Regions from separate parts of the Homo sapiens genome. Here region 1 is linked to region 2. A link is an interaction called in ENCODE POLR2A ChIA-PET data of the cell type or tissue named here. Cell type or tissue: A673. All regions are shown on one strand.

Region 1 (2,500 bases), 98 kb before region 2:
ACACTCTTCTCTTGCCTCAGCCTCCCAAGTAGCTGGGACTACGGGTGCCCGCCACCACGCCCAGCTAATTTTTTGTATTTTTAGTGGAGATGGGGTTTCACCATGTTAGCCAGGACGGTCTTGATCTCCTGACTTCGTGATCTGCTCGCCTTGGCCTACCAAAGTGCTGGGATTACAGGCGTGAGCCACTGCTCCCGGCCAAGGGTTTTCAATAATGTTTTCTTTTCTTTTCTTTCTTTCTTTCTTTTTTTTTTTTTTTTTGAGATAGAATCTTGCTCTGTCGCCCAGGCTGGAGTGCAGTGGCGCGATCTCTGCTCACTGCAATCTCCACCTCCCAGGTTCACACCATTCTCCTTCCTCAGCCTCCCGAGTAGCTGGGACTACAGGCGCCCACCACCATGCCCGGCTAATTTTTTGTATTTTTAGGAGAGATGGGGTTTCACCGTGTTAGCCAGGATGGTATCAATCTCCTGACCTTGTGATCTGCCCACCTCGGCCTCCCAAAATGCTGGGATTACAGGCATGAGCCACCGCGCCCGGCCTTCTTTACATATTAGTTCAACCTTCACCACAAAATCTAACCATGGATCGTAAAAATTAAATTGGCAACGGGGCTAGCCTGCTATACTTCCTGTTTACTTTTAGATGCTTTTCAAACCAATAAGGATGACATTTGTGGTGGAAGGAGCCAGAGTAATAGGAAAATTACTTCTCTTCGCTTAGAAGAAAATCCTCCACCTTGAGCATCTTCTGAACTTTTTACTATAAGACATCTCAGTGCTTGCTTGTACTCTTCAGCCGCATAACTGTGAAGATAGCAACCATCAGTTTCTCATAAATGGAAGCGGCAGTGAGAACCGTCTACAGCAGTTTGGCTTCAAGGCCTGTGTAGAGGCCCATTATTCCAAAACACCTGTTAGCCATTTGTATGTCTTCTTTTGAGAGAGATCTATTCAGCTCATTTGCCCATTTTTAAATAGATTATTTGTGTTTTTTTGCTGTTGAGTTTTTTCTTTCTTGTATATTCTGGCTATTAATCCCTTGTCAGATGAATAGTTTGTAAATATTTTCTCCCATTCTGCAGACTGTCTCTTCACTCATTTCATCGTGTCCTTTGTTGTGTAGAAGCTTTTTAGTTTAATATAATCCTGTTTTTGCTTTTGCTTTTGTTGCCTGTACTTTTGAGGTCTCCATAAACTTTTTGCCCAGACCAATGTCCTGAAGCATTTCTGCTACGTTTTCTTCTAGTAGTTTTATAGTTTTGGGTCTTACAGTTAAGTCTTTAATCCATTTTGGGTTGATTTTTGTATATGGTGAGAGCTAAGGGGTCTAGTTTTATTTTTCTGAATAATGGATATCAAGTTTTCCGAGCAGCATTTATTGAAGAGACTGTCCCTATCCCCAGTGAATATTCTTGGTTCCTTTGTCAAAAAACAGTTGGCTATAAATATATGGATTTCTTTCTGGGTTCTCTATTCTGTTCCATTGGTCTATGGGTCTGTTTTTTATGCCAGTAGCATGCAGTTATGGTTACTATAGCTTTGTCTTATATTTTGAAGTCTAGTAGTGTGATTCCTTTTTGTCCAGGATTGTTTTGGCTATCTGGGGTCTTTTGTGGTTCCATATGAATTTTAGGATTTTTTTTCTATTTCTGTGAAGAATACCGTTGGTATTTTGGTAGGGATTGCATTGAATCTGTAGATCACTTTTGGTAGTATGGTCATTTTCACAATATTCGTCCAATCCATGAACATGGTATATCTTTCCATTTTTTCCCTATACTCTTTCTTACATCAGTGTTTTTTATTTTTCCTCATGGAGATCTTTTACCTCCTTCATAAAAGATAAATTTCTCCTAAGAATTTATTCTTAGGGCATTAATTTGTGGCTATCGTAAATGAGATTGCCTTCTTGATTTCTTTTTCTGCTATTTTATTGTTGGTATATAGACACACTACTGATTTTTATGTTGATTTTGTATCCTGCAAGTTTATTGAATTCACTTATTAGTTCTGAGTTTTCTAGTGGAGATTTTAGGGCTTTTTTTTTTTTTTTTTTTTTTTTTTTAGATGGAACCAGGCTCAAGCAGTCCTTCCATCTCAGTCTCCCGAGTAGCTGGGACTGTAGGCATGCACCACCGTGCCCAGCTGATTTTTGTATTCTTTGTAGAGACAAGGTGTTGCCATGTTGCCCAGGCTGGTCTAGAACTCCTGGGCTCAAGCAGTCCACCCGCCTTGGCCACCCAAAGTGCTAGGATTAACAGGTGTGAAGCACAACACCCAGCCTAATTTTAGGGACAGTTTGACTTCCTTCTGTCCAAGTTGGATGCCCTTTATTTCTTTCTCTGGCCAATTGCTTTGATTAGCATTTCCAGTTGAATAAAAGTGGTGGAAGTAGACATCCTTGTCTTGCTACAGATTGTAGAGGAAAAACTTTCATCTTTCCCCATTCAGTATGATGTTGGTTGTGGGTTTGTCATATATGACTTTTATTGTTTTGA
Region 2 (2,500 bases):
GTGAGGTGTCCTGAGAACTCCTAGCGGGACACTTGGAGCCGGATGGACAAACATCTGGGAGCCAAGATGAGAGGGAGAGGCAGCAGAGTTCAGAGCAGAGATGGGGCCAGCCCCAGGCCATGACAGCTGGCAGGCCCTCAACCATCAACCTCAGCCATCCCTGAACTTCTCCCCAGCCAGACCAGGTGGCCCAGGGCCTGGGGCTTGAAGGGCCTGGAGGTCACCGTGGGGCATGAGATGTCCACAGCCTCAGGACATAACCCGGGTGTATCTTCTCGGAACATCCACTCAGGTAGAAGACTGAGAGGAAGATGTTTTAGGAAAGGGGAGGGAAATCCCCACACATTAAAGAGAAGGATGCAAACTTGTATGATTTTTTTAAGATAAAATAAGGAATTTCAGGCTGGGCCCAGTGGCTCACACCTGTAATCCCAGCACATTGGGAGGCTGAGACAGGTGGATCGCCTGAGGTCAGGAGTTCGAGACCAGCCTGGCCAACATTGTGAAACCCCCATCTCTGCTAAAAATACAAAAATTAGCCAGGTGCAGTGCCACGTGCCTGTAATCCCAGCTACTCAGCTACTTGGGAGGTTGAGGCAGAAGAATCGTTGAACCCAGGAGGCGGAGGTTGCAGTGAACCAAGATTGTGCCACTGCACACTCCAGCCTGGGAGACAGAGTGAGATTCTGTCTCAAAAAAAAAAAAAAAAAAGGCTGGGCTTGGTAGCTCACGCCTGTAATCCCAGCACTTTGGGAGGCCGAGGCAGGTGGATCACCCGAGGTCAGGAGTTCGAGACCAGCCTGGCCAACATAGTGGAACCCCATCTCTACTAAAAATACAAAAATTAGCCAGGTGTGGTGGCACGCACCTGTAGTCTCAGCTACTTGAGAGGCTGAGGCGGGAGAATAGCTTGAACCCGGGAGGCGGAGGTTGCAGTGAGCCGAGACCATGCCATTGCACTCCAGCCTGGGTGACAGAGTGAGACTGTCTCAAAATAAATAAATAAATAAAATAAAATAAGTAAATAAACAAATGGAGAAATGCCTAGCTCAGAAGTTTGCAATGAGGGACAAATGAGGCTGTGGAGTGGGGCCTTGGGGTAATCGTTTGGCCGGCAACACACTGCGGCCACCCACCTGTCGCCCCCCTCTCACCTGCCTGAGTTGGGGTGAACACTCCAGCTCGCCACTCTTCTCTGAGAACCCCCAGGGCCCCTCCCTGGCCTCCCTCTGGCCCTTCCTGACCTGGAGGAGTCCTGAAGCTGAGGTTCCCAGCCCCACCCTCAAGGTGCTCCCTCTCTGGGACAGAAACCTTAGAGGCCCCAACTCCCACCTTGGCAGGACTCCCCAGTTCTGCTCACACTCTGTGCCCCTCACATGACATCCCCACTGCTGCCCCGAGACTGTCTTAATAACTAGAGGTATTCACCAGGCACTCTACATACACAGCATCTTGTAATCCTTGACGATGCAGGTATTCTCATCCCCATTTCACAGATAAGGAAACTGAGGCTCGGGGAGGACTGACAGGTGCAAGCTCAGCTGGCTAGAAAGGGGCAGCACTGGCCGGGCGCAATGGCTCACACCTGTAATCTCAGCACATTGGGAAGCCAAGGCAAGTGGATCACCTGAGGTCAGGAATTCGAGACCAGTCTGGCCAACATGGTGAAACCCCATCTCTACTAAAAATACAAAAATTAGCTGGGCATGGTGGCGGGCAGCTGTAATCCCAGCTACTCAGGAGGCTGAGGCACAAGAATAGCTTGAACCCAGGAGGCGGAGGTTGCAGTGAGCCGATATCATGCCATTGCACTCCAGCCTAGGTAACAGGGTGACAAAGCAAGACTCCGTCTCAAAAAAAAAAAAAAAAAAAAAGTAAAAGAAAGGGGCAATGCTGAGATGAGAACTCAGTTTTCCTGTGTGCCCATCCAGTGGAAGTCCCATGCAAACCCTGAGGCAAAGCAGCATCTCTTTGGAAAAAGACTTCAAGCCTTTTAGAGTCTCACTGCTGCCTCCAGGCCCACGGCCACCACCTCTTCCCAGCTCCCCTACCCTGTCCCTATTCTCAGTTGTCCTGCTTCTCCTGGTCCAGGCTGGAGGATATCAGAGTTGAAAAAATTCCAGCCTCAGGTGCCCATGGGACCAGAGAGATGATAAAATCCAGAAAGGGGATGAGCCAGGCTCCCCTTGGCTCTCAGCCCTGGGCATGAACACGTAACAGTGGGACTTAACTCCCTGGGAGACAGGCCCAAAGAGGCAGCATTCCTGGTGGTGAGACCTGAGTGCATCTGCACCAGACATTTCCGCATTTAAATCTCAGCTCTGCAATGGAGAGACCACCCCCTGGGTAAGTGACAACATGAAAATGGGAGAAAATGCCTCTCCTGGCCTGGAGATCTCACAGGAGGGAAATGTGTTTCTAACAGCCATGGGCCCAGCCCTCCTTCAGGCACCGGCTCTGTCCAGTAGGTACGATTATTACTCCCATTTTACATACGAGG

What was found. Peaks named below come from ENCODE experiments on the same cell type or tissue, not always from the same donor. Only the 100,000 strongest peaks of a DNase experiment are listed, where the experiment ranks them.
Region 1: POLR2A ChIA-PET joins it to region 2 with 5 read pairs; 3 of 35 experiments call an interaction of 5 or more read pairs at or near these places.

The regions. Positions count from the first base shown.
Region 1 is chr11:47,297,546-47,300,045 of GRCh38, forward strand. The region is part of intron 24 of MADD (MAP kinase activating death domain); the gene reads left to right. Among named protein-coding and RNA genes, the nearest start is that of MADD-AS1, 27 kb to the left of the region's middle. In A673, no CTCF peak of the experiment used is centred here; no DNase peak of the experiment used is centred here.
Region 2 is chr11:47,396,005-47,398,504 of GRCh38, forward strand. All of the region lies in intron 2 of SLC39A13-AS1 (SLC39A13 antisense RNA 1), which reads right to left. Among named protein-coding and RNA genes, the nearest start is that of MIR4487, 3.7 kb to the right of the region's middle. In A673, no CTCF peak of the experiment used is centred here; no DNase peak of the experiment used is centred here; H3K27ac peaks cover 298 bases.